Linked DNA regions of Homo sapiens: region 2 is linked to region 1. The links are chromatin loops, found by intact Hi-C in ENCODE. Cell type or tissue: B cell. All regions are shown on one strand. Links, peaks and the distances in the headings refer to the core of each region. The heading gives the core; the rest is flanking DNA.

Region 1 (17,054 bases), core at 6,139-11,138:
AATATGGGTCTGAGACATATTGAATGTTTTCTCTACTTCCTAAAATGACATCTCTATAATATAGGCTGAGTCCCCATCCCTGAACACTTGGGTTAGGGCCAGGATCACCTGGTCCATATTCCCCAGACTGTCTTTTCCCACCTTCAACACATCTACCATCCTAGCAGAAGGGAAGCCCAGGTTTAGTGAACAGAGTGGCTGAGAAGTTACATGGCCATGATAATGCCTGATTTCAGGAAAGGGATTACTTCTGGAATAGCAGGGAGATGACATGAGAGCAGGCACAGGCTACGGGAGCTTCAACTGTACGGGTGATATTTTATTTCTAAGATGGGTACATACTCATTCGTGATTCCTTAAATCTCTTTTTTTTTTTTTTTTGAGATGGAGTCTCACTCTGTTGTCCAGGCTGGAGTGCAATGGCGTGATCTCTGCTCATTGCAATGTCCACCTCCCGGGTTCAGGTGATTCTCCTGCCTCAGCCTCCCGAGTAGCTGGGATTACAGGTGTGCGCCACCAAGCCCAGCTAATTTTTATTTTTTTAGTAGAGATGGTGTTTTGTTATGTTGCCCAGGCTGGTCTCAAACTCCTGACCTCAAGTAATCCATCTGCCTGGGCTTCCCAAAGTGCTGGGATTACAGGCCTGAGCCACCACACCTGGCATAAATGTTTTGTAATCCTGAAACATTTCAATGACAAAGCTTAGAATGAGAGGTACTCAGCTTTTGCCTTAGCAGAATGCCTGCAGGTGGACCTGGGGATAGAGACAGTAGTGGTTAATGGACTCTAGGGGTTTAGGGGAATTAAATCAAAGTGTTCAGCAGAGAGAGGACAAAGGGGCAGTAGAGGGCTTCTGGGCTCAGGGCCAACATCTTGGACCACAAGTCTATAAGCTGAGTTTGACTGACTGTAAAAGCCTGTGAATCTATTGTATTCACTGGCAAAAATCTTCAAAATAGGCAATCCCCAGCTTATTAGTTTATTTATTGGTCTGTTGTCTGGAACTGGGAACAAGTTTTCCTATAGAAACAATATTACAAATGGTGGCTCTGCCCCAAGGCCAGCCCACAAAAGCTCACAGAACCGTAATGTACCTGAAATATTGTACTCATAATACTAAAGATCCTGACCACTATTTATAAAAGTGTTTCTGTGGGAAAGTGCATTTCGAGTTTTAATGCCGGTAACACATATTCCTCAGCCCTGTGAGTCCTCTGGACTCTTGACCTTACTCCCACTGTGCTGATTCTTATCAGAATGGCACCATAAGCGCTGGCACCATAAGCAGCAGGAAGGCAAGTTAGTTGCTTTCTGTTGCTACAGAATTCAAGCTGAAGTTTCAAGCAATTCATCTTCACTGAGCTGACCCCAACCCCTACCATGTACCCTGGCCTGTGATCTAAGTTTAGCCTTTTAAACACAACAAAGAGCCTCTTATGCAAAACATGCTTTGTGCACCCTATCCCAAGCTGATACATAAACTCTGTCACATTAGGGACTCAATTTGGATGTTTCTGGAATGCCAAAGATGAGCGGGAGTCTTCGTTTCATGAGGAAAATGGTCTGGAAAATTTTGGGACTAGTAAAATCCCTGAGACACTGGAAAGGGACAGCTTTTGAAGAGGGGCTTGTATAATCAAGCGGAGAAGTCACCTGATGTTGACTGAAAGGAGATGAAAAATGTCCCTAAGGAGGCCAGGCATGGTGGCTCACGCTTATAATCCCAGTGCTTTGGTAGGCCGAGGTGGGCGGATCACTTGAGGTCAGGAGTCACAACGCCAGGAGTTTGAGACCAGCCTGGCCAACATGGTGAAACCCCATCTCTACTAAAAATACAAAAATTAGCTGGGCATGGTGGCGACCGCTTGTAACCCCAGCTACTTGAGAGGCTGAGGCATGAGAATAGTTTGAACCCAAGAGGCAGAGGTTGCAGTGAGCCCAGATCATACCACTGCACTCTAGCCTGGGTGACGGAGCGAGACTCTGGCTCAAAAAAAAAAAAAAAAGAGTCCCTAAGTTTAGAACACTGGTGTCTTTGGCAAGGACAAGTATCTCTGAGTATGATACAGACACTCAAATACTCTCACTTAGAGAGTTCAGGTGGAGAACTGAAATCTGAAAGATCCACATGACATTCTGGGGGCCTAAAAACTATGATTTCTTCATAGACAAAAGATATTTTCTGTTGGCTATGAAGATTGTAATTGTAGGAAACTTTCTCACTATATCCAGAGCCCCAGCCTCAGTGGTAGAGGACAATGACATGTGGTGGTCCTGTTGGCCTGGAGGAGTAGCGAGGATTCAAGATTAGAGCCTGGGATAGTCACAGAGGCCGTTGAAGGACAGCATGAGTCCCTGGGACGCTCAGGACTAGATCCACTTTGGGCAGTTGGGGCTTCGAGCCCTAGTGCCACACAGGGCTTATTTTGGTAAAGCACTCTGATTGGGACAATACCTTTCCTCTATGGTGTACAGTCTTGATGGGACTAGAAATCAAACTGCCTTGTTCTTTCCTAGCCAGGGAGCGAGGTGAACAGACTGTTTCCTTAGATTTGAATCTTAGGGCTGGGCACGGTGGCTCACACCTGTAATCCTAGCACTTTGGGAGGCTAAGGCTGATGGATCACTTGAGCACAGGAGTTTGAGACCAGCCTGAGCAACATGGCGAAACCCTGGCTCTACAAAAAAAATACAAAAAAATTAGCTGGGCCTGGTGGCGTGCACCTGTAGTCCCAGCTACCTGCGGGGCTGAGGTGAGAGGATCGCTTTAGCCCAGGAGGTCAAGGTTGCAGTGAGCCGAGATCACACCACTGCACTCCACCCTGGGTGACAAAGTGAGGCGCTGTCTCAGAAAAAAAAAAAAAAGATTTGAATCTTGAATGGCACGACCTAGACACTAAAAGCTGGTTGGCACCTATTGTCCCAGCGTTGTGCCCCCAGCCACCTTAACCTCTAGAGTTGCCCGGCTTCCTGTCCTCCAAGCAGACTCTCTAGCTTTCCCATGAGTCCCATCTGCTACCTATTATCCTCCCAAAACAGTTCTCTCCTACTCAAGTCATCCAGTCTGTTTCTGTTTTGTATGATTGAAGAACTCTCACTAATACAGACTCTGATGGCAGAAGGTTGATCAAGGAAAATCTGCCAGTACAATTTGTAAAGCAACTCAAAGCCTAAATCAGCAGAAGGAATAGTTATAGCATATCATCTTCAGATACAAAAATGACAGTTCATATCTTTCAGATGTGATGAGCTCAACTTTACCTGATATGTTCACAATGTCAAGTTCAAATTTAAAAAACAAAAAACAAGCAAACAATAAAACCCTTTTGGCCAGGCACAGTGGCTAATGCCTGTAATCCCAGCACTTTGGGAGGCCGAGGCAGGCAGATAACTTGAGGCCAGGAGTTCGAGACCAGCCTGGTCAACACGGTGAAACCCCGTCTCTACTAAAAATACAACAAATTAGCGGGGCGTGGTGGTTCGTGACTGTGGTCCCGGCTGCTTGGGAGGCTGAGGCAGGAGAATTGCTTGAACCCGGGAGATGGAGGTTGCAGTGTGCTGAAATCATGCTACTGCCCTCCAGCCTGGGTGACAGAGCAAGACTCCGTCTAAAAAAATTAAAATAAAAATAAATTAGCCGGGCATGGTGGTATGTGCCTGTAGTCCTATCTACTTGGGAGGCTGAGGTGAGAGGATGGGTTGAGCCCAAGAGTTTGAAGTTACAGTGAGCTATGATCACACCACCGCAGTCCAGCCTGAACAACAGAGTGAGACCTCTGTTGTTTAGAGTGAGACCTCTGTTGTTTAGAGTTCTCTGTTGTTTAGAGTGAGACCTCTAAAAACTATTTTTTTTTTTTACCTGAGAAGGCAAAGATGGATGGGTAGAGGGAAGGTTAATATAAATATTATTCTGGGAACAAGTTACGAATTCCTAGCCCTGCATCATGCAATTTACTCTGATGACATGATAAATATGTTGGCTGTATTCAATGGTAACTATGGTTTTGTCTCATTTATTTTGGGAAATAAATATATTCATTTATATTAATAGAAAGATTTTTAGGAAAACAGGCAAATTGCAATTCCATTCCTTTGTTATCATTTAAAATAACTGAGTTAAGATTCAATGGTAGTTTAAAAATAACAATGGAGAAAAATGTGTCTGGAAATGGCCAGTTGGCCAAATGAAGTGAAGTATGTTTCAATTCAACTAGTTGGCATTTTCTTTTTTTTTTTTCTCTTTTTTTTTTTTTTTCTTCTGAGATGGAGTTTTGTTCTTGTCACCCAGGCTGGAATGCTGGAATGGCGTGATCTCAGCTCAGTGCAACGTTTTCCTCCTTGTTTCAAGCAATTCTCCTGCCTCAGCCTCCCAAGTAGCTGGGATTACAGGCCTGCACCATGATGCCCAGCTAATTTTGTAGGCATTTTCTATTTGCTCCATGATTAGCAGACCGGGTGGCGGAGCTTGTCTGAGAAAGGGCAGGCTACTTTGTCCATCAATGCCTGGTGCAAAGACATGCCATCTACTGCACCGGATGATCATCTGGGCCTCAGGCTATGGGACAGCCTGATCCTCGGCCCATGGAGCAGCCTGGTCCTTAGTCACAGGACATGTTTCCCATCCCAGGGGAGCTCAGGTTTGTGGGTTCCACTCTTGAGATCTAAACAACAATGGACTCAGGGGGCTCAGGCAGCTTTCTCTGATCCAGTTTGTCTCTCTCCCACCTGAGTTGAGGCCACTGCAGCATAGATAAAAACTAGGGACACTCAATGTTCATGCTGCCTCTCAATTCTTATCTTCCACTGGAGGCCCAGGACTCACCCTTGTCCTGGAAAAACCCCATTCCTTCTCCCCTTTGCTATGTTTCTGCCATCATCATAGCGTGTGCCTTCCCTCACCCTCACCCCCAACCAAACCCTATCTCACCCATGATCTCTGTTTCCAGAGTTCTGGCTCAGCACAAGTTGGAGCAAAGTGCTTTTAGACACAGAAGTGAAGCAGCTTCCCTGTTATGTAAATGGGATGATACAATAGATCTGGTGCCATGTGACAACCCTCCCCATATAGTCCCTTAAGAGGCAGAGGCAGAGACCTTAAGCAGCTGTCATTGACCCCCTCCTTTTCGTGACAGTTTTAGTCAGCCTCTCCACCTCCTTCTTCCCAGCCCCAGTGCCCTTTATGATAAAGAAAGGGTATGGGCCTGGGATGCGGGAGGTGGAGAGGCTGATTTAAGAGGCTTTCTGCCTCTATGGAATTACCACTTCTGAGTCCTCTATCTGAGATCTCTGTCTGCTCTGATTTCTAACTTCTAGCACAGGTCTTTACAAAATAAAAACTTCAAGGAGCCTACAACTTTATCCAGATTTGGAAGGAAAATGAGAGAAAAACTGCCTTATAGATTGGTAAGTCTAAATCATGGCATTGCCTTTTGCCTATGTAGAGTCTCAGTCATTTAAGGAATAGCATTGTGTGTGACTTTGGGGAGGTCATATGTACCTGCACAATCTCCTGAAATACTTTCCCAATCTGAACATAAGCCCAGGAGCCAGGTTCCTTGACCACTGGCCAAAGCGTCACTCCAAGCCAACTCCAAGAATTGGGCTAGAGAGCCCCATGGTTATCTACATCATGGCTGTAAACTTTGTACCCAGCCAGGTACAATTATTCCTGGGATTCTTACAGCCTTCTGCTTTTACTAAACCAAAATTTACCTTCTCAAAAGGAAGAAGTTTCCCTAGTTATAGAGTTAGATAAAGCACTCTAGCAGTTGAAGACTTACTTGTCTCTTTCCCAGCTTTGACTTACCTGGAAGCAAAAAGCCCTACACCATTGAAACCAACACCTTTAACAGTGCAGCAGGGTCATATGGCCCCAAGATAAGTGATCTGTGGCTCGGGCAACAGTCAGTCTCTGCAGAAGAAGCTAGGCTGGTTGATATCAACTAGCTGACATAAGAATGGGTTATCATTTACCATGGCCACCTTCGTGGTCTGGAAGCATCATCTCCAGGTATCCAGCATCCTGTAGTAATGTGTTTGGAACATTAGAGCCTGGTGCTGTTCAGACAGACCTAGATGAACACTTAAGTGTTTGGATTTTACTATCTCATAAACTTGGCAGTGAAATGGCCAGGTGACTTCTCTATTTCAAAACACTAGGGAGTAGAGGAAACATTTCTATTCTTGGAAATCCTCCTGTAGCTACAATAAATAAAAGCAAAATCCAAATGTCTGCGGTTCATAGTGCCTAGTACAGGCACCTAGCATAGAGCTAGAGTCACCCAGGAGTAAGTCGGGACACACCATGAGTCCTCTTTACCCAGACCAGTGGCTGTTTTTCCACAAGCAGGGAGCCCTGTCACAAGTACTTTGCCTTTCCATAAGAATACTGTAATTCTCACCTCATATATCTCAGAAGGAAACCCTGCTGATTTAGAGCATTAAATATAAGAAGATAACATCTTAAAATACTAGAAGAAAATATGATATTCATCTTGCTCTTAAAGAAAAACATTGTAATCATTAAGTCAATAGAAAAAAATGCCAAAATAAATAAATTCAGTTACATAAAAGAAATATATTAGCTACAGCAAGTTATCATAATAAAAATAAATGCTGGCCGGGTGTGGTGGCTCATGCCTGTAATCCCAGCACTTTGGGAGGCCAAGGCATACAGATCACTTGAGATCAGGAGTCCAAGACCAGCCTGGCCAACATGGTGAAACTCTGTCTCTACTAAAAATGCAAAAATTAGCCAGGCATGGTGGTGCACACCTATAATCCCAGCTACTAGGGAGGCTGAGGCGGGAGAATTGCTTGAACCCAGGCAGTGGAGGTTTCAGTGAGCCAAGATCACACCACTGTACTCCAACTTGGGCAACAGAGCAAAATTCCATCTGAAAAAAAAAATGCTCAGACTCTTTGAACTACTAATTTTAAGAATCTAATCAGAGGCCAGTCACAGTGGCTCACACCTGTAATCCCAGCACTTTGGGAGACCGAGGCAGGTGGATCACCTAAGGTCGGGAGTTCCAGACCAGCCTGACCAACATGGAGAAACCCTGTCTCTACTAAAACTACAATATTAGCCAGGCATGGCGACACATGCCTGTAATCCCAGCTACTTGGGAGGCTGAGGCAGGAGAATCACTTGAACCTGGGAGGCAGAGGTTGCGGTGAGCTGGGATTGTGCCATTGCACTCCAGCCTGGGCAACAAGAGCGAAACTTCCTCTCAAAACAACAACAACAACAACAAAAAACTAATCAGAAATGTGAATGTAGTTTTGTGCACAAAAGTATTTATCATAATGTAATTTAGAATTGGAAACAACTGAATATTCAACAATGGTGAAAGTGTTATAGTAATTTATGATATATATAGATGAAATTCATGGCTCCCATATGCAGTCATTAAAAATAATTTTGTTACATAAAGATACTTATGAGACAATGGTAGGTGTAAAAGGCAAAATAGGGCCAGGTGCAGTGTGGCTCACGCCTGTAATCCCAGCACTTTGGGAGACCGAGGCGGGTGGATCACCTGAAGTCAGGAGTTCGAGACCAGTCTGACCAACATGGAGAAACCCTGTCTCTACTAAAAATACAAAATTAGCTGGGCATGGTGGCAGGTGCCTGTAATCCCAACTACTCGGGAGTCTAAGGCAGGAGAATGGCTTGAACCATGGAGGCGGAGGTTGCAGTGAGCCAAGATTGTGCCACTGCACTCCAGCCTGGGCAACAAGAGCAAAACTCTGTCTCAAAAAAAAAAAAAAAAAAAAAGGCAAAATAGCAAACTGAATAAATCATAAACTACATTTTTAAAATAAAATTAAAAGAACAATTAAAGGCTGAAACAGTGGCTCATGCCTGTAATCCCAGCACTTTGGGAGGCCGAGGTGGGAAGATCCCTTGAGACCAGCCTGGGCAACATAGTAAGACCCCGTCTCTTAAAAAAAAAACACCAATTAAAATTGATGAGAGTAGAAATAATTTTTTTGTTTTATTCTTTATCCTTTTCTATATTTTCTATATTTTTGCAGCCCAATAAATGTTTTTAAAATCACCTCTGAACTTTTACTACTAGTGCTTTTTTTTCTACAACTTTATACCATAATGAGATTTCTGATGGTGCACAAAGACCTGCAGTTTATATAATAAGTGACAAATCATTTTTACTCATTAGATAATTGCATATTAAGTACCTTTGTGTTTTAATATCTATTATCTTAGAGGATAACTGAGTTAATCAGTAGAGTTTACTTTAGACTGAAATAATAATTGTACAGTTTAGTCTGAATGACTTCAACACTTTAAGCAGACCCCTCCCAGATGGCAGCCTGCAGGACAGATGGTCTGTCAAAGGTTCCTGGCCTCTGCTACCTTTGTCTTGGGTCATATCTCTGGGCTCCATCCTTTATCTCACTCTCTTGGCCATGTCTGACTTCCGTATAGGTTCTTCAACTCAAATCAGGTTCCTAATATCCCCAGCGCTCTTGTATTGATGTCTTAACACTTCCCTTCTTCTAGCAGGGCGTGGTGGCTCACGCCTGTAATCCTAGTACTTTGGGAGGCCGAGGCGGGCAGATCACCTGAGGTCGGGAGTTTGAGACCAGTCTGACCAACATGGAGAAACCCCCATATCTACTAAAAATACAAAATTAGCTGGGCATGGTGGCGCATGCCTGTAATCCGTTACTTGGGAGGCTGAGGCAGGAGAATCGCTTAAACCCAGGAGGCGGAGGTTGCAGTGAGCAGAGATCACACCATTGCACTCCAGCCTGGGCAACAAGAGTGAAACTCCGTCTCAAAACAAAAAACAAACAAACAAACAAAACAGTTCCCTGATTCTTCAGCTTGATCCCTTTGACATGATAGTTTGAGACTGCAACCTAGACCAAGACCATGTAGAGAATTTCCTGAGGCTCAGTGTTTGCTTAGAGTCTTGTCCCAGGTCTCCAGAGTTCCTGCCTGGCATGGCACCCCCAATAAGCTAGTAAGGCACCTGCTCCTTGATTGGTCCTCCTTGCTTACCCTAGCTCAGCTAGTTCTCCAAGAACAGTCTTCTAGGCCAGTTGAGAATGTGTCTGGGCCAGCTCCCCATCCTGAGGATCTGGCACCCTCCGGTGGCCATGGGTGGGTGCACCTAGCCTAGCAGTGAGTTTCAGTGCTAGAGCCTGCTAAAATGTCCCCAGGCGTATTAGCACCCTCCAGTGACAGTTTAATGGAGCTACTTCAGAGAGCTGCTATCAGATCCTGGCATGCCTTACTTCTGCAGGGTCCCTTGTAATTCAATTCACCTCCTGCAACTTGCTGATGTATCAAGATAGACTAAGATCTATGTTCTTAAAGGAGAAGGCTTTTGAGGTTTTGAATTTGGCAGGAAAGTCATAAGTACTAACCTGAATGCCAGATACTGAACTAAATGCTTTATAAACATTATCATAAATAATCTTCACAACAACCCTGGAAGGTAGGCACCTATTTTTCATCTCCACCCTCTAGAAAAGGAAATCAAGGCTCATGGGGTTGGGGGGCGGTTATATAGAAGTCAAGGTTAAGCTAAAAGGCCAACAGTTCCCTGTTAGTTGATGGCTTAGCTTGGGTTTAAAACCAGCTCAACCTGACTCAAGCTGACTCAGGTCCTATGCTTTAACAAGCCATACAGTCTCTTTAGGACATTGGGATGCTCTCAAAGATCATCATATATATATAGAAGTTAGTCTGTATGAAGAAGAAAGATTTTTTTTCCCCCGAGATGGAGTCTTGCCCAGTCGCCAGGCTGGAGTGCAGTGGCACAATCTCAGCTCTCTGCAGGCTCCGCCTCCCGAGTTCAAGCAATTCCCCTGCCTCAGCCTCCTGAGTAGCTGGGGCTACTGGAGTGTGCCACCATGCCTGGCTAATTTTTTGTATTTTAGTAGAGACAGGGTTTCACCATGGTTTTACCATGGTCTCGATTTCCTGACCTCGTGATCTGCCCACCTCAGCCTTCCAAAGTGTTGGGATTACAGGCATGAGCCATCACACCCGGCCTAATTTTTGTATTTTTAGTAAAGACGGGGTTTTACCATGTTAACCAGGCTGGTCTCCTGGTTAACCATGAGGTCTCCTGACCTCATGATCTGCCCACCTTGGCCTCCCAAAGTGCTGGGATTACAGGCGTGAGCCACTGACCTCAGCCAAGAATTTTTCAAAGCTGGGCATGGTGGCGTACACCTGTAGTCCCGAGGTACACGAGAGGCTGAGGCAGGAAGATCCCTTGAGCCCAGGACTTGAAGGCTGCAGTGAGCTATGATGAGTGCCACTGCACTCCAGCCTGGGTGATAGAATGAGACCTTATCTCTGAAAACAAAGCAAAACAACAACAAACTAAACTTATAAAAAAATATGTAGAGAGAAGCAGAGACAAGAGTTAGAGCTAGAGTCCTGACAGGGCTTGAGCTCTCGGTTCTAGTTGTTCCTGAGGCCCAAGAATACCATTGTCCTTTTCCAGACTTGGTTTTTTCATCAGATACTCCAGCCCTTCCAATAAATTCCCCTTTATAGACCAGTTTGATGTGGCTTTCTGCCACTTGTAATGTAAGAGCCCTACTAAAACAGGAAAGAAGTAGGGGACTTTGGAATACAGTCTACGTACTAACACCCACAGCAGCATTAGACAGGATACTGATGATCCACAGTCTGATCCACACTGTTATTTTGGTTGCAAGAAACAGACAGTCAATTTACTAGAGACAAGTTACTCATTACTCAAAGACAATTCAAAAGGATGGTTCATAGGAAAAACAAATGTGTACCACACCCTGAGTCAACTGAACCTCACAGCGTTGGAAAGGATTGGAACTACAGCAGTAGCACTAGGGAACAGCCACTGCCTCCTTTCTCTAGGGCTTTTTTTTTTTTAGATGGAATTTTATTTTGCTCTTGCTGCCCAGGCTGGAGTGTAATGGCACAATCTTGGCTCACTGCAACCACTGCCTCCCTGGTTCAAGCCATTCTCCCGCCTCAGCCTCCCAAGTAGCTGGGATTGTAGGCATGCACCACTATGCCCAGCTAATTTTTTTTATGTATTTAGTAGAGACAGAATTTTACCATGTTTGTCAGGCTGGTCTCAAACTCCTGACCTCAGGTGATCCACCCGCCTTGGCCTCCCAAAGTGCCAGGATTACAGACATAAGCCACCACACCCGGCCCTCTAGGGGCTTTTTAACCTCTCAGTGAATCAGCACCACCCTCTCTGGACCAGCCTTTTCAGCTTATTCCCGTTGCCCCTGGCTGAAAAAAAAAGAAAAAAAAAAGCCACTCTAGCTCCCGAAGCTCTGTGGCTTTTCAGTTTCAGCTCATAAAAAATCAAAGCTTTCCTTTGTGACACTTTATTGTGAGTTCCCAAGAGGGAAGATTTGACTTCTGCTTAACTTTTTAAACCAAAGCTCAAGAGGCATAGGTCACTGGATACAGCTTAAGGCCACACCCGTGGACCAGGTGACCAATTCGCTGCAGTCATGGTCATGTGGCCCATTGCCCACTCAGTAAGTTGAGTGGGTAGGGATTTTACTCCAAAGGGATATGGGGAAGGCCAGTAATAATTGGCATCTCTAATCAAGCCTACTTAATTGTAATTTTAACTCTTGCCAGTAAGAAAAATTAAACACGTTGTAAACATGGGCAACCTATTCCCCAAAGACCCTCTCTAATTATCTAGTTGGCAAGAGGACTCACCTTCTGGTGCTTGTAGGCATGTGTGTATTCTCTAACTCAAAGTGCACCTTCTTCAAGTCCCCAGTCTCGCCTGCACCTGCCTTAAACACTGTGCAGTGAGCTAGACTACTCCACTCACTTGGGAGTCTATTAATTTTTTTTCTCCCCTTAACCACACTAAAGACTTTGCTTAGTAAAGCATTTTGAAGATTTAGAAAGTGACAGCTCAGTCTGCTTAGGATTTATATCCCAAACAGATGTGCCAAGAAGTCATAGGAATCAAACTGCTATTCTGTGAGTAGAATAATATATTAACTTGCCTTTTAGTAGTTTCGATTACACAGCTGTACAAATTGCAATGGAGTCTTCATAGCTAAAGTTGCTTTTATCAAAAGCACATTGCTTCTTCAAGGTGGAGGTTTTAGCATAGCAGGCACCCTGGGGGACATGCATGCATCCTTATAAAATACTGCTCATTACTTGCAATAAAATCTTCCAGGTAGTTGAGATATGGTAGTTCTGAATTCACCTTGAGGAACCCTCTGCCCTTCATCATCAGATATATATATATAACTGTATATTATTTCACAGTGAAAATAAGGAGTTCCTCAATAATGGTACCAACATCTTACACTTTGGTCTCTGTGACTCTCAGTATTCTCGACTGTCAAATTGGGATATTGATACCCATCTTACAGGGTTGTTGTAAGTAGCCAATGAAACAATGTTTATAAAGAGCTTAGCAGCTGGGCGCGGTGGCTCATACCTGTAATCCCAGCACTTTGGGAGGCCAAGGCGGGTGGATCACGAAGTCAGGAGATTGAGACCATCCTGGCCAACATGGTGAAACCCCGCCTCTACTAAAAATACAAAAATTAGCTGGGCATGGTGGTGGGCATCTGTAGTCCCAGTTACTCAGGAGGCTGAGGCTCAGGAGAATCTCTTGAACCTGGAGGTGAAGTTTGCAGTGAGCAGAGATGGTGCCACTGCACTCCAGCCTGGTGATAGAGCAAGACTCTATCTAAAAAAAAAAAAAAATTATACTAAAGGAAGAATCCTCCACAACTTTTATCCAATAATTGTTACTTGGCTAGAAATATTGTGTGAACATCTATTTTTGGTAACCTGGAAAGCTGGATAAAGGGCCCATTAGCTAAGATATATTAAATCTTGATTTGAATTACAACTAACATACATTTTTAATTTTTTCTAGGGTTTCATGAAAGGGGTCAAAAATTTTTTAAAAAGTGAGTTCAAACAAGAACGGGAAACAATAAGCATAAAAGTCGGAAAGGCCAGTACCAGCCAGTACCAGTCCTAGAACAAGGAGACTAAGCTTGGAAGTGCACTGCAAGGTGTGGCAATTACACCTGAGTCATTGAGCCTGATTCTGCAAAGGGAGCTTCAGAGATCCCTGATCAATTTTATCTGAGAGCTCCCTACAGAATCAAATGCAGGTACTCTCTGGAGGAAAGCAACTCTCAGTGCGTGTCCTTGGGATTTCCACAATTAAGTTAAATAAAATATAAGCTCACAATTAAGAAAAAAATCATTGGAATCACTGGCTGGGCGCAGTGGCTCATGCCTGTAATCCCAGCAGTTTGGGAGGCCAAGGTGGGCAGATCATGAGGTCAGGAGTTCAAGACTAGCCAGGCCAACATAGTGAAACCCCGTCTCTACTGAAAATACAAAAAATTAGCCATGCATGGTAGCATGTGCCTGTAATCGCAGCTACTCGGGAGGCTGAGTCAGGAGAATCACTTGAACCCAGGAGGTGGAGGTTGCAGTGAGCTGAGGTCATGCCACTGCCCTATAAGACATCATGAGTTAGGATGAATAGAAACAACAAACAATAAATTTGTATCTGTAAGAAATGAAGAATTGGAATCAGAATTGTCATATACAGATTATTAAGTAAGATTTATGAACAACTTAAAGAAACCAAATATGGAATGAAATAGAGAAAGAAGCAAGGAACTATTAAAATGACCAGAAAAATTAGAAAAAGAACCAAATAGAACTTTTAGGACCAATATATATAGATTTTGAAATTAGTGACTCAGTGAATGTGTTAAAAATAGAATAAAAATAGCTAAAGACAGAATTAGTGACCAGGAATTTATATCTGAGGAAATCACCCAAAATTCAGCACAGCAAGTTAAAAGGCATGGAGGTTAAAAGGCATGGAAGGCAGAACAAAATTTAACATATGTCTAATTAGAGTTCCAAAGGGAAAGAATAGATAGGAAAAAGGCAATATTGAGAAGTATCAGTTCAAAAATTTTCCTGAGGCCAGGTGCAGTGGCTCATGCCTATAATCCCAGCTCTTTGGGAGGCTGAGGCAGTTGGATCACCTAAGGTCAGGAGCTCAAAACGAGCCTGGCCAACATGGTGAAACCCCGTCTCTACCAAAAATACAAAAATTATCTGGATGTGGTGATGGACACCTGTAATACCAGCTACTCAGGAGGCTAAGGCAAGAGAATTGATTGAAGCCAGGAGGCAGAGGTTGCAGTGAGCTGAGATCATGCCACTGCACTCCAGCCTGGGTGACAGAATGAGACTCCATCTCCAAAGAAAAGATTTACTGAACTGATTAAAGATGAATCCATGGACAAAGAAAGCACAGCACATATCAAGAATGACAAACAGAACTCTACACCTAGACATATTGTGATGAAACATCACCAATGCCAAAAATTAACACCTTAAAAGTCCCAGAGAAAAAAAGCCAGAGCACCTAAAAAGAACAAAGAAGCTACCAGAAGACTTTTTTTTAAAAGGAAACATAACAATAGTTATATTAGTGCTCACAATAGCCCTACGTAGTAATTACTATTATTGTTTCTATTTTAAGATAAGGAAACTGGCTGAGAGAGAAAGCCCAAGGGCCTACAGATATACAGCAACAAGGATGTAGCTTAGAAACACAATGCTGAGAGGAAAAAGCAGGTAATAAAACACTGCTTCAGCCATATGTAACAAAGTTGATGAATCTTAGAAACACTGCTAAGTGAAAAAAGCAGACGGCAGGAGATTGCATACAGAGTATAATTTTTATAATGCTCACAAACAAAACTAAATAATATATTGGTTAGAAATACTGACATGCGGCAGGGCGTGGTGGCTCACGCCTGTAATCCTAGCATTTTGGGAGGCCTAGGTGGGCAGATCACCTGAGGTTGGGAGTTCAAGACCAGCCTGGCCAACATGGTAAAACCCCATCTCTACTAAAAAATACAAAAAATTAGCTGGGTGCAGTGGCACGTGGCTGTAATCCCAGATACTTGGGAGGCTGAGGCAGGAGAATTGCTTGAACCCAGGAGGCTGAGGCTGCAGTGAGCCGAGATCATGCCACTTCACTCTAGCCTGGGCTACAGAGCGAGACTTCATCCCCCCCCCACAAAAAAAAAGAAAGAAAGAAAAGAAAAGAAAAAAAGAAATATTGACTGTGCATGATGAAATTACTTTTAAAATGCAAGAGTGAGGCTGGGCATGGTGGCTCAGGCCTGTAATCCCAGCACTTTTGGAGGCCCAGGCAGGTGGATCACTTGAGGTCAGGAGTTTGAGCACAGCCTGGTCAACATGGTGAAACCCCCTCCCTACTAAAAATACAAAAATTAGCTGGGCGTGGTGGCACAAGCCTGTAATTCTAGCTACTCAGGAGAATGAGGCAAGATAATGCTTGAACACGGGAGATGGAGGTTACGGTGAGCCGAGATTGCGCCACTGCACTCCAGCCTCCAGCCTGGGCGACAGAGCAGGAACTTGTCACACACACACACACACACACACACACACACACACACACACACAAAGCAAGAGTGAAATACTCAAAATTCAGGATAGTGGTTACCTCTTGACAAGGGGGATAGAAGAGTGGGATAGGGAGAAGAACAAGAACAAGGTAAAAAGGCAAAAGTAATGTTCTAGTTCTTACACTGGGTGGCAGGGAACAGGGACTCATTTTATTATATTTCACATTTACACATCACCTGTATTCTTTCATATGCATCAAATGTCACATAAAAAAATAAAATAAGGCTGGGAGCAGTGGCTCACACCTGTAATCCCGCACTTTGGGAGGCTAAGGCAGGCAGATCACCTGAGGTCGGGAGTTGGAGACCAGCCTGACCAACATGGAGAAACCCCATCTCTACTAAAAGTACAAAATTAGCCGGGCGTGGTGGCACACGCCTGTAATCCCAGCTACTCGGGAGGCTGGGGCAGGAGAATCGCTTGAACCCAGGAGGCAGAGGTTGTGGTGAGCCAAGATCATGCCATTGCACTCCAACTCCAGCCTGGTCAACAAGAGCGAAACTCAGTCTCAAAAAAAAAAAAAAAAAGAAAAAAGAAAATAAAAATAAAACAAACTACCAAAGGACTAATTTTAACTGGATTCCTAAAACATACATTTGAAAACACTGGTTCATCCTTCTGATTGATGGTTGAGGGATATAATCAGACTGTAGAACTTAACTGCCAATTTTTTGTAGCAAATCTTGAAAAGCCTTGCTACATAATTTTTTTCTACAAAATTATTAAAAGCTTTATTTACCACTGGAATCATTCAACAAAAAGCAAAAGCAAATGAGCCTGAAAAAGGAGCTAAGCAATTACTACCTAGGGTTGTCATGAGCACTGATAAACTATGGTTATATTTCCTTTTTTTTTTGATTAGTTGAAGACAATGATGCAAGTCATTGCTGGCCTGGGATTTTAAATCACTGCTCTTGTATGTTCTCCCCAAATGGAATGGTCTATTCATACAGCTTTAATAACAGGTATGCTATTCACATCATTTGAATGGGTATCTTCAAGTTTATATTCCAGATGGCAAAAAAAAAAAAAAAATTCTACATAGAAAAAAATATATTTATAGGACAACTGCATTAGGAATAATTAGTTTCATTTTGCATTTGGTGTCATGTAATTAAAGTTGGTAATAAATGAAAAAAGTTGGTGTCATTTTTTTCTTTTGGTTACTGTCCTGCTAAAATATTACAAAAAGTCAAATTAAAAACATATAACAGGCCGGGCGAGGTGGCTCATGCCTGTAATCCCAGCACTTTGGGAGGCTGAGGCAGGCGGATCAAGAGGTCAGGAGATCGAGACCATCCTGGCTAACACGGTGAAACCCCGTCTCTACTAAAAACACAAAAAATTAGCCGGGCGTGGTGGCGGGCGCCTGTAGTCCCAGCCACTCGGGAGGCTGAGGCAGGAAAATGGCGTGAACCCGGTGAACCTGGCGAACCCGGGAGGCGGAGCTCGCAGTGAGCCGAGATCTCGCCACTGCACTCCAGCCTGGGTGACAGAGTGAGACTCCGTCTGAAAAAAAAAAAAACAACCATATAACAAA
Region 2 (13,289 bases), core at 4,023-9,022, 64 kb before region 1:
CTGTTATCTCAGCACTTGGGAGGCTGAGGCAAGAGGAGTTGGGCTTGAGCCCAGGGGTTTGGGACCAGCCTAGGCAGCATAAGACCCCATCTCCACAAAAAAATTAAAAATTAGCTAGGTGGGGTGTGGTGCATGCCTGTGGTCCCAGCTACTCGAGAGGCTGAGGCTGAGGTAGAAGGAACATCTGAGCCTGAGAGGTTGAGGGTGCAGTGAGCTATGATGACACCACTGCCCTCCAGTCTCCAAACAAAAAAAGATATTTAAAATGGATTTTTCTCATGACAAAGCATTTTAAAATAATTTTAAAAATTATTTTAAAAACATTTTAAAAGATTTTAAAAATTATTTTAAAAGCATTTTTAACATTTTAAAAATCTATTTTCCTGAAAATATTATAATATGGGAAATGTTTAAATATACATTAATTTGACCTATCTTAAATATTATTTAGGAAAATAAGTTTACTCTAGTATGTATAAAATCATAAAAGTCATCTTTCAAGTTCCCTAACAGTCTTTCCAATGAGCACTTACCCACTTCATTTTTTAATTTTATGGTTTAGAGACAGGTTCTCACTGGAGTGCAGTGATACAATCGTAGCTTGCTGCAGCCTCAAACTACTGGACTCAAGAAATCCTCCCATCTCACCCTCTTGAGTAGCTGGGACTACAGGTGTGCGCTACCACACCCAGCTAATTTTTTTTTTCCCCCTAGGGATGGCAGGGGCGGGGGGGCTCACTATGTTGCCCAGGCTGGCCTCAAACTCTTGGCCTCAAGCAATCCCTCCACCTTGGCCTCCCAAAGTGCTGAGATTACAAGCATAAGCTAACCTCATCTGGCCCCATTTTATCTGTTAAATAAGAAAATAAAATTTGGCTTCTTGATATAAAGGGATAAATTGGTCTCCAAGGAGTCTTTGTAGCAATCCAGTATTCCAAAGTACAAAACATGTAACCAATGGTCTCAGCTCCCACTGTTTATCTGCCACTACCCTATTTACTAACAACACTCAATCCCAGCAGTCTATGATCAAAGAATCACTACCTCCTATACTGCTAGCATGTAATCCCAATATACAATAGTCTGATCTTATTGTAACATTCAGTGGTTTAAAATAAACCAAGTTTGTATGTGATACTGGAGGGAAACAATATTCTAAATATGTGATACAAGTTTCTTGCTCTGTTGCCCAAGATGGAGTGCAGTGGTGCGACCTTGGCTCACTGCAGCCTCCACTTCCCAGGTTAAAGCGATTCTTCTTCCTCTGCCTCCTGAGTAGCTGGGATTACAGGCACCCATGACCATGCCCAGCTAATTTTTGTATTTTTAGTAGAGACAGGGTTTTACCATGTTGGCCAGGCTGGTCTCAAACTCCTGACCTCAAGTGATCTGCCTACCTCGGCCTCCCAAAGTGCTATAAATTACAGGCATGAACCACCGCACCCAGCCAAGATTTTTTTTTTTTTTTTTTTTTTTGAGACAGTTTCACTCTTGTCACCAAGGTTGGAGTGCAATGGCGTGATCTTGGCTCACTGCAAACTCCGCCTCCCGGGTTCAAGCAATTCTCTTGCCTCAGCCTCCCAAGTAGCTGGGATGACAGGCGCCTGCCACTGCGTCCGGCTAGTTTTTTTTGTATTCTTTTAGTAGAGACGGGGTTTTGCCATGTATTGGCCAGACTGGTCTTGAACACCTAACCTCAGGTGATCCGCCCACCTTGGCATCCCAAAGTGCTGGAATTACAGGCGTGAGCCACTGTGCCGGCCTGAAATTTTTTTTAAGAGATGGCAGTCTCCCTATGTTACCCAGGATGGAGTGCAGTGGCTATTCACAGGCACAGTCGCGGAGCACTACAGCCTCAAACTCCCAACCTCAAGTGATCCTCCTGCCGCAGCCTCTTAAGTAGCTTGAACTACAGGTGTGCACCACCACACCCAAATCTCCGAAATCCTTATATTAAAGGCAATATTCTAGTCAGAGAATATTATAAAACAATTAGAAAATACTAACATAGTAAATTCAGACTTGCTTTTTTTCCAAGGAGAAATGTTATTTGTATCATCCCATCAAACATTTTTGGTATTTAACACTCAGAAAAGTGAGTTAAAACAAAAACATGTCACCACAATAACAATTCGAAGTATTATTAGTTACTATAAAGGATTGCAGAGAATACTGTTGCTCTCCATGAGCTCACACTACAATATCTAAAACAAAAAGTTATGAATGAGGCAGAATTTTATAAATGAAACTTGAACAATCTTCCATCGTGGAAAAAAAAGTTCCTCAAATTAAGTACTGAAATTAATCAAAAGATTATTTCTAAAACAGAAAATGAAGACGTGCTTATAGATTAAAGCTGGCTGCTCTAACAGCAACAATTCCATATGTATGCTAGATTAGGCAGTGCCACATCAAACCTATTTCTAGCATTTGTATTAAGCAGCTACAGAAAAATGATATCCCATTTGCCAGTAGAGAATCCGAGGCACAAAGAGGTTAAATGGCTTGTGTTAAAATCATAATACTAGTAAAGAGAATGCTGACTTCAAACTCTAAACACCCTATCAACCAATTAAAAAAATGGGCAAAAGACTTCAAAAGTCGTTTCTCCAAAAATGATATAAAAATGGCCGATAAACACATAACATGCTCAACACATCACTAATCATTAGGGAAATGCAAACCAAAAACACAGTAAGATACCACCTCACACCCATAAAAATAGCTTTAAAAAAAACAGGAAATAACAAGTGTTGATGAGGATGTGGAGAAAATGGCACTCCTCTGCATTGCCTTTGGGAATGTAAAATAGTGCAGCCACCATGGAAAGCAGTATGGAAATTCCTCCAAAAATTGTACTTCAAATTACCATATGATCCAGCAATTCCACTTCTGGGTAGACACCCAAAGGAACTTAAAGCAGGGACTTGATGAGAGATATGCAGACCAATGTTCATAGCAGCATTATTCACAATAGCCAAAAGGTGAAAACAACCCAAATACCATTTACAGATTAATACATAAACAAAATGTAGTATATACATACAACGGAATACTATTCAGCCTTAAAAATAAGGGGAATTCTATCACATGCTTCATAAATGAATCTTGAAGATTTTATGCTTACTGAAATAACCCAGACAAAAAAGGACAAATACTACATGATTCCACTCATATGAGGTACCTGCAATAGTCAAGTTTCTAGACAGACAAAGTAGAATGGTGGTTATCTGAAGCAGAAGAAAAGAAAAGAAAAATTGAAGAGCTGCCACTCATAAAATTTTATGAGTACACATTCAGTTTGGGATGATGAAAAAGTTCTGCAGATAGATAGTGGTGATGGTTAACAATGTGAATGTACTTAATGCCACTGAACTGTACACTGAAAAATTATTAAGTTTTGTTACGTACATTTTACCACAATAAAAAGAAACTGTAGTCATCTTTTTTTTTTTCCTTTGAGACAGGGCCTTGCTCTGTCACTCAGGCTGGAGTGCAGTGGCATGATCAGAATTCACTGCAGCTTCCACCTCCTGAGCTCAAGCGATTTTCCTGCCTCAGCCAACGAAGTTAGGTGGGACTACAGGTGTGAGCCACTATGTCCAGATAATTTTTAGAATTTATTTTTTGTAGAGATGAGGTCTCACTATGTTGTCCAGGCTGGTCTTGAACTCCTGAGCTTAAGCAATCCTCCTGTCTTGGCCTCCCAAAGTGCAGGGATTACAAGCATGAGCCACTGTGCCCAGCCTCCCCTAGCCATCTTAATTCTGAGATTATTTTTATTCCGTGAATTCAAAAGTTTCCAAACTTGTCTTACATTAGGATCTTCTAAAATTTCCAAAGCCCAGATTACAGTCCCAGGTTAAGACACAGGCATCAATAATTTTTTGTAAGCTCTCCAGGTGATTCCCACATCCAGACAAGTTTGGGAATCATTAATCTGTATTTCTACAGCCTTCAGAGTAACTTTTAAATTTTTAAATTTACAGGTATAATACCAGTATCAGGTATTATTAACATAGCTCCATGAACAAAAGATCTATACTAAAATCCAGAAGTTAACATCTTACCTGTGAATCCTGTACATATTTCTGCTCACTCAGTGAACATATTACTTACATTATACAGTAAATAATACTTAGAAAGTGGCCAGGCACGGGGGCTGATGCCTGTAATCCCAACACTTTGGGAGGCCAAGGCGGGTGGATCATGAGGTCAAGAAATCAAGACCATCCTGGCTAACACGGTGAAACCCCGACTCTACTAAAAACATAAAAATTAGCTGGGCATGGTGGCACACGCCTGTAGTCCCAGCTACTCGGGAGGCTGAGGCAGGAGAATCGCTTGAACCTGGGAGGTGGCAGTTGCAATGAGCCGAGATTGCGCCACTGCACTCCAGCCTGGTGACAGAGCAAGGTTTCATCTCAAAAAAAAAAAAAAAAAAAACCAAAAAAACCCCACAAAACTTAGCAACAACATTATTCTGGTTTACCACTTCAAGTGTTCTGCAAAATGCTGCTTTTTATTGTTGTTTTTAAGTATTATGGTTTTTACTATTTCCTGTAACTTAAAAAAAATACATGTGTAGGAGACATATCGGTCTATAGGGGTCCATAATCTACCTCATATTTTTCATGCCTAAAATGCAGCTCCAACACTTGATAGCTGTATGAGCTTGGACAGATTTGTAAGAGTCTACAGTAAGAATTATAGAAAGAAATTACGGTAAGAAAGGCTGGGCATGGTGGCTCACACCTGTAATCCCAGTACTTTGAGAGGCTGAGGCTGGAGGATCACTTGAGGCTAGGAGTTAGAGACCAGCCTGGTCAACATGGCCAGCAGAGAAACCCCATCTCTACCTAAATTACAAAACTTAGTCAGGTGTGGTGGTGTACTCCTAAGTCCTGAGTATTTGGGAGGCTGAGGCAGGAGAATTGTTTGCGCCCAGGAGGCAGAGGTTGGAGTGAGTCAAGATTACACCACTGTACTCTGGCCTAGGAGACAAAGCAAGACCCTGTCTCCAAAAAAAAAAAAAAAAAAAAAAAAAAAAGAAAGAAAGAAAGAAAGAAAAATTATTGTAAGAAAACCTCAACAAGGAGGAAAAATAGGAGAAGTCTTAGCATTTTTCTCATAAACGTTCTAGAAAGCATGAAAATGTAGAAAATTGACCATGCAAATTCTAGTGACATCATCATTTAAGATTTCAGAAATGATACATAATAATCTTGATGACAGACATTAAGGACAAAACATTATAGACAGGCTACAGGGAAAACAATAAAAAGGCACATCCAGTCTGCTGAAGTAACTACACCTAATTTAGCAGAGAGTTCATACCCTGACTGATACAAGGTACGGGATTCTTCTTGCCTTTGAGATTCTAAAGCATACTCACAATTTAGCATACAATTCCAGAAGGGTTCACTGACCACCAGAGAAGGTACCTTTCACTAATAAACACTACCAAGTTCAACTGGGCTTAAACCCCTAGAACTGTGTTGTAAATACAATAGCCAATACACACATATAACTATTGGTGACTTAAAATGTGGCCAATCCAAACTGAGATATACTCTAAGCACAGCACACACACCTAATTTCAAAAGCAGTACAAAAAGTAAACTATTTCATTAAAACCTTCTGCATAGTTAATTATATGCTGACATGATATTATTTTGGACTTACTGAATTAAAAAATATATTACAATTAATTTTGCCTATACATTTAGTTTTTTTTTAGCTTTTTAAATGTGCCTAGTAGAAAATTTTAAATTACCTATGTGGCTCACATTATACTTCTACTGGACAGTACATTAGATGACAGGAAGAGAGGAAATGAGTCCATAAAAAACCTAACAGCAATAGCTCCTAGCTTCTCTAGAAATTTGCCTTTTCGGAGACAGTGAGAAACCTAACCAAAGGACATCCTAACGCTACTAATGGTTAATAATACATTTTCAGGGGAGACTTACATCTCATGGTGCCTATTTTTAATCAGTTTTGGAGAGCACGAGATAATGTAAAAGCCATACATATGGCAGAAAATAAACACAGCTTTATGGGTGAAATTTAAAGCATATTCTTTCATTTACTTCCTTAAAAAAAAAAAATCGATGAATTTCTTTATTGAAGCACCAAAAGTACTGTTTTAATTATAAATATAAAGGTTCTTGTGTAAGCAATACCACCCAAAAAAATAACTTTCTGCAATGATGAAAATGTTCTACATCTACACTGCCCAATACAATGGCCATTAACAACAGCCATCCTTTCCTTCCTGTGAACTTTTACTGCTTTATCCCACAAAATCAAAAATTTATCACTCTCTATGGACTAAGTTTTTTACTACTAATTCCAGGGCTCTAATTATTCTAATACAAAGGCTTAGAACATATTGAACCAAATATTTAATCCTATTTTCTTTATGTTATATCCAGCAAGGATTTATTATATCCTATATGTACATGTCTATATGTATACACATAATGTAATATAGACATACAAACACACATATATAACATGTAATACTCTATATTGCCTTTTTTGAGATGGAGTTTCACTCTTGTCACCCAGGCTGGAGTGCAGTGGCACGATCTCTGCTCACTGCAACCTCCACCTCCCGGGTTAAGTGATTCTCCTGCCTCAGCCTCCCAAGTAGCTGGAATTACAGGCACATGCCACCATACCTGGCTCATTTTTGTACTTTTAGTAGAGACAGGGTTTCACCATGTTGGCCAGGCTAGTCTCGAACTCCTGACCTCAAGTGATCTGCCTGCCTTGGCCTCCCAAAGTGCTGGGATTACAGGCATGAGCCACCACATCTGGCCTATATTGCCTTTTAAAATTGGAATTAAAGATAACTATTTTACATACAGTAAATATATCAAAAAAGATTTAACAACATATTTTTTCCATAGAAATCAATTATATATAGTTGAGGGAATGGGGTAAGATTAAAGTATGTATTAAAATCAAACATGTTCCCTATTAACTATTTCCCTCCTATACACAATCTCATCTGCCACTTAACAAAACCTCCTATGTCACTATATACGTAAGATACTGAACTAGCTGTCTAAAAAAAGAATTCTTTACTAGTATGTTTCTATTCTGTATACCCTCCTAGAAGCATTTAAAACTTTTGCTAAATACACAAACTTTACCGCACACTCAGCTAAATGGCTACAACAGATTCAACATGACAAAAAGCTTAACCAAACACAATCTTAAGAAAGTTCTTGGCCAGGCGTGGTTGGTGTGTGCCTGTAGTCCCAGCTACTCTGGAGGCTGAGGTGGGAGAACCAATTAGGCCCAGAAGTTTGTGGCTGCAATGAGTTATGATTGCGCTACTGCCATCCATCTTGGGCACAGAGCAAGACCCTGTCTCTATTTAAAAAAAAAAAAAGTTCTTATTCAAGATAATCTTTTTCAAATGCACTCTCAAACATGGCAAGTTCAGAATATCTTTTATAGAAGAGACTAAAACCTACATTAAGTCAGTGGTACTTACTACAACCCATTTGCTTGTGGGCTCACTAGAAAACTCAATGCCTGTCATGTGATCCAGTCCCCAGCAATGTAGGAAAACACCTAAACTATTCAAGAAAACACTGGTCATCATTCTTTAAACCAATTATCTGAAGACTGGTTTGTTCCTGTGGTTACTCTTACACTTGCGGGATTCTTTACAGGTAACCTAGCTGTATCCCTAGAATTTGATTCTATTTCCTCTCTTTCAGTCCCTAAAGACTGTTAAACACACAACTACATGTAGGTCCAGATTATCAGAAAATGAGATTTTTTTCTTTAAAAATTTTAAAGAAAGGAAAAAGAAGATAAAAAGGTAAGCAATATTATTTTCTCCTTTGTTCAGGTCAAAGTAGTTTCACATCATAAATTTTCTTTCTTTACAACTCTTGTTCTTTTTTCAGAATACTTATACCAAAAGTGAATTGATTAGTCAACAAAAACAGTCTATATAATACTTATGTTTCAGAATGGTCTAGAAATGCATTAATTTATAATCAATCTTTATCTACCTTCCCTATATCATTCCACTGAATTCAACAGAAAAGAAGTCCGAAGTAATAACTTAAAGATAGACTTAGCTGCTTGATTTTTGTCCTACTTGCTTTTCCAAAGAAGGAAAAAGGGTAAGAAAGTTCCTGTAAAAAAGAGATTTGAGGAGCAGCATTTATCTTTCCAGAATAAAGTCAGTTATTATACCACAACTATGGTTCAAGAGTAACTCGAAAGAGCATATACTATTTCTGGTAACACTTCACTAATAAAATACAATCTTAATTTAGTTCCCCTCCTAAATGGGTCAGCCCATGGAAAAACACTAGTGCTCAATTACATGGTTAAATAACAAGCAGCATCTGTTGGATTCATGAAAATATCCAATTAAAAGTTGTATTTTTGGCCAGGTACACTGGCTCATGCCTGTAATCCTAGCACTTTGCGAGGCCAAAGATGGTGGGTAGCTTGAGCTCAGTTCAAGACCAGCCTAGGCAACATGGTGATATCTTGTCTCTACAAAATCTACAAAAATTAACCAGCCTTGGTAGCGTGCACCTGTGGTCCCAGCTACATGGGAGGCTGAGGTGTGAGGACTACTTGAGCCTGGCAGTTTGGGCTGCAATGAGCCATGATTGTGCCACTGCACTCCAGCCTGGGTGACAAAATAAGAGACCTTATCTCAAAAAAAAAAAGTTATAATTTCAATTTTTTTTTTTTAAGACAGGGTCTTGCTCTGTTGCCCAGGCTGGAGTACAACAGCACAATCCTAACTCAATGCAGCCTCAATCTTCTGAGCTCAAGTGATCCTCCCACCTCAGTCTTCAGAGTAGCTGGGACTCTGAAGTCCCACTTCAGAGTGTGTGCCACTGTGCCCAGCTTTTTTTTTTTTTTAAAGAGACGGGGGTCTGCAGCCATAAAAAAAGAATGAGTTCGGCTGGGCATGGTGGCTCACGCCTGTAATCCCAGGCCTTTGGGAGGCCGACATGGGCGGATTACCTGAGGTCAGGAGTTCGAGACCAGTCTGGCTAACATGGTGAAACCCCGTCTCTACTAAAAATACAAAAATTAGCCGGGCGTGCTGGTGGGTGCCTATAATCCCAGCTACTCGGGAGGCTAAGGCAGGAGAATTGCTTGAATCCAGGAGGTGGAGGTTGCAGTGAGCTGAAATCATGCCACTGTACTCCACCCTGGGCGATAGAGCAAGACTTCATCTCAAAAACAAAAAGAATGAGTTTATGTCCTTTGCAGGGACATGGATGAAGCTGGAAACCATCATCCTCAGCAAACTAACACAAGAACAGAAAACCAAACACTGTATGTTCTCACTCAAAAGTGGGAGTTGAACAGTGAGAACACATGGACACAGGGAGGGGAACATCACAGACTGGGGCCTGTTAGGGGATAGGGAGCATGGAGAGGGAGAGCATAAGGACAAATACCTAATGCATATGGGGCTTAAAACCCAGATGACGGGCTGATAGGTGCAGCAAACCACCACGGCACTTATGTATCTATTAACAAACCTGCACGTTCTGCACATGTATTGCAGAACTTAAAGTAAAAATAAACAAACAAATAAATAAATAAAATAAGATCATTAAAAAAGAGAGAGAGAGAGAGAGACGGGGGTCTAGCTATGTTTCCCAGGCTGCTCTCAAACTCCTGGTCTCAAGCCATCCTCCCACCTCGGCCCCTTAGTGGTGGATTACAGGTGTGAGCCTATATTTTCAATTATCAATAGCCTTTTAAGAGTTTTTCATAAAGAAAGCCGGGTGCAGTGGTTAAACTTACAAAGTTATAAACTGAGTCAAACCACAGAATCCCAGAAAGGCTCAGAAGTTGAAGGTACTGGTATATATACATATATACATATACATATACATATACATATATATATATATATATATGTATATATGTATATATATATCCCTGAAGGTGGATATATAGGTGTAACTGAAAAGAGAAGGGGCTGGACACAGTGGCTCACACCTGTAATCCCAGCACTTTGGGAGGCTGAGGTGGGCAGAACACTTGAGGCCAGGAGATCAAGACCAGCCTAGCCAACATGGCGAAACCCCGTCTCCTTAAAAATACAAAAATTAGCCAGTCGTGGTGGCTAGTGTCTGTGGTCCCAGCTACTTGGGAGGCTGAGGCATGAGAACCGCTTGAACCTGGGAGGTGGAGGTTGAAGTGAGCCAAGATTGCACCACTGTACTCCAGCCTGACAGAGTGAGACTGTTTCAAAAAAAAAAAAAAAAAAAAAAAAGGAAAGAAAAAGAAAGCAGAAGGAATGAAAGTTCAAAGATATTAGAGCCTCTCCACTTTCTTCCAGATCAGTGAAAAACTTAAGAGGTCCACTCTTTGAAATGGTTGAAACAGAGGGACTCAGAATTAGAGATATTCAGATACAGCTGAGATGATGTATTTAAAAGATTAAGTGAAAATTTAACCACTATGTAAGTGAGCCCCACCTCCAAACCTCCTTTCCCCAATAGGTTCACTAAACACTGGCAGCCCAGCTTATACCCTCTAGTCAGAGTACTGAAAGTCTCCTCTGGGAAAACTACTTAAGCAGGTGACAGAGCGTACAAATACTGGCAGGTGGGTGACAGGCACCCAATAAAAAGAGTCAAGTCCCCAGATCATTCACTCTAGTAAAGCCTGCAATGTCATAAGCTACTCACATACACAGAACCTCCAGTTAGCATTTTAGTACCCAGAAGTCTAAGAGGGTTGCTAATCAAAGATTCTATACCCAGTCAAAACTATCAATTATAAGGATAGAAAAGAAAGAAACTTAAGAGCCTGCAATTCTGCGGTTTGACTCAGAATTCCAACACAGAGGATCTCAAAAGTATCACCATCCTTGCACTCTCAGGAAACTACTCTCAGGTTGGGCACCACCATAACAGTAAATAAGACAAAAAAAAAAAAAAAAAGGAGAAATGAGAAATGAGGGATCCAACAAGAAGGGAAAAGCAAAGAGAATCCCCAAGATGACTACTGTGAAACAGGACTACAGAACTACTAATCCAAATCGGAAAAGAAGAATGAAGGGTAACAACAGGGATATTAATTAACAAGAGGAGAAAAAAAGGGAAACTCATAAGATTATACAAAGTCCTTGAAGGTAGGGAGAAGTGATTTATACTTCTAATAGATAGTCTACTGATGAACTACCAACAGGTACACAGATCAGGAGTCAGCAAACTACAAAAAGTCAGCTAGAAAATATTTCAGGCTAAGTATTTTCAGCTTTGCAAGCCATCTGTCTCTATCATAACTATTTAACTCTGCTCTAGTGTGAAAGCAGGCATAAAACAATCTATCAATGAATGAGCATGGCTGTGTTACAACAAAACTTTATTTACAAAAAAAGTGGCAGAGTACAGGCAGGTGTTTACTAACTCATAACATTAATAATTAAGTGAAAAAAAGGGATAATCATTAACACCTGGGAAAACAAAACGATGTACAAGAAATGAAATGTGAAGGCTGGGCGCCGTGGCTCACGCCTGTAATCCCAGCACTTGGGGAGGCCGAGGTGGGCGGATCACAAGGTCAGGAGATCGAGACCATCCTGGCTACATGGTGAAACCCCATCTCTACTAAAAATACAAAAAATTAGCTGGGCGTGGTGGCGGGCACCTGTAGTCCCAGCTACTCGGGAGGCTGAGGCAGGAGAATGGCGTGAACCAGGGAGGCAGAGCTTGCAGTGAGCTGAGATCGCGCCACTGCACTCCAGCCTGGGTGACAGAGTGAGGCTCTGTCTCCAAAAAAAAAAAAAGAATGAAATGAAATGTGTTTCAATATACTATGGCTCAGTTACAAATAATATTTATAAAATTATAAGAGTATAAACAAATATTGTTTTTACCAAAACTTATAACTATATTGGCAAGATAAGGAAAGGGAGAGGAAGCCAGGTGCAGCGGCTCATGCCTGTAATCCCAGCACTTTGGGAGGTCAAGGTGAGTGGATCACTTGAGGTCAAGAGTTCAAGACCAGCCTAGCCAACATGGCGAAACCTGTCTCTACTAAAAACACAAAAATTAGCTGGGTATGATGGCAGACGCCTGTAATCCCAGCTACTCAGGAGGCTGAGGCAGGAGAATCACTTGAACCTGGGAGGCAGAGGTTGCAGTGAGCCGAGATCATACCATTGCGCTCCAGCCTGGGCAACAAGAGTGAAACTCCGTATCAGAAAAAAAAAAAAAAGGAAAAGGAGAGGGAAAAGAAGTGTGTGCAAAAGTGCCAATATCCAAGTGTTGAGTCGGGGGAAGTAAGATAGCTAACCTCTCAATAGAAAGTCAATAGAATTTCAATGGTAGGCTGTTGTGACCAAAAAAAAAAAAAGTCCACTAGATTAATCCTAAATGATAACTCAAGAATAAGCATGTTATGTCTTTCAAAATTTTTAAACAGGTAACTTAAAAGAAACAGAAGAATTAAAAAGGGCTGCTTCTGAGGAGCAAATCTATTCATTGGGGCTCAGGATTGCAGCCTTTCATTTTAAATCTTGGTAATCTGTTTGACTTCTTAAAACTACATAAATCTATATGCCTGGCTGGGAGCAGTGGCTCACGCCTGTAATCCCAGCACTTTAGGAGGCCGAGGCGGGTGGATTGCCTGAGCTCAGGAGTTCAAGACAAGCCTGGGCAACATGGCAAAACCCCGTTTCTACTAAAAATACACAAAATTAGCCAGGTGTGGTGGCACACGCCTATAATCCCAGCTACTTGGGAGACTGAGGCAGGAGAATCACTTGAACCTGGGAAGCAGAGGTTGCAGTGAGCTGAGATTGCACCACTGCACTCCAGCCTGGGCAACAGAGTGAGACTTTGTCTCAAAATAAATAAATAAATGTATATGGCAGATATTGTTAACTGCCTACCCAATATCCATTTCCACTTCTTTGATCTTTGGTATCTATCTAATATCTATCAGCCCTTTCTTCTTACTAACAAAAACTTCATTTGTTCAGAGCAGCTGTTTCCAAATAAAAGATATTTGTTTCTCTTAGTATGGCCAAAGATATGTCAACTAAAGTTTCCAGAAAATAATTTACTTTCTGACTCAGGTGCCACACCTTCCTTACTTCCTCCCTTCCTTTCTCTTCCTGCCTGGAATCCACTGTGAGGTCTGGAGGTGCAACACACGGGAGGACCATGAAGATGTAAAAATGGCACAGAGAAAACTCTGGGGAACTTTGAATCCTTGATGACATTATTGAACAGCTATACCAGTACTAAACTATCGACCTCCAT

What was found. Hi-C counts contacts between places; a loop is a spot of excess contacts. Peaks named below come from ENCODE experiments on the same cell type or tissue, not always from the same donor. Only the 100,000 strongest peaks of a DNase experiment are listed, where the experiment ranks them.
Region 2: a loop joins it to region 1, with 2.9 times the contacts of the local background. A loop is called at or near these places in 1 of 110 quality-filtered maps.

The regions. Positions count from the first base shown.
Region 1 is chr17:62,100,498-62,117,551 of GRCh38, forward strand. No RefSeq gene overlaps it. Among named protein-coding and RNA genes, the nearest start is that of MED13, 44 kb to the left of the region's middle. RefSeq lists enhancers at 415-1,020, 6,107-6,669. In B cell, for the core only: CTCF peaks have their summits at 9,145 (motif pointing left) and 9,345; a DNase peak (open chromatin) is centred at 9,164.
Region 2 is chr17:62,038,135-62,051,423 of GRCh38, forward strand. The region is part of intron 3 of MED13 (mediator complex subunit 13); the gene reads right to left. Among named protein-coding and RNA genes, the nearest start is that of MED13, 20 kb to the right of the region's middle. In B cell, for the core only: no CTCF peak of the experiment used is centred there; no DNase peak of the experiment used is centred there; H3K27ac peaks cover 744 bases.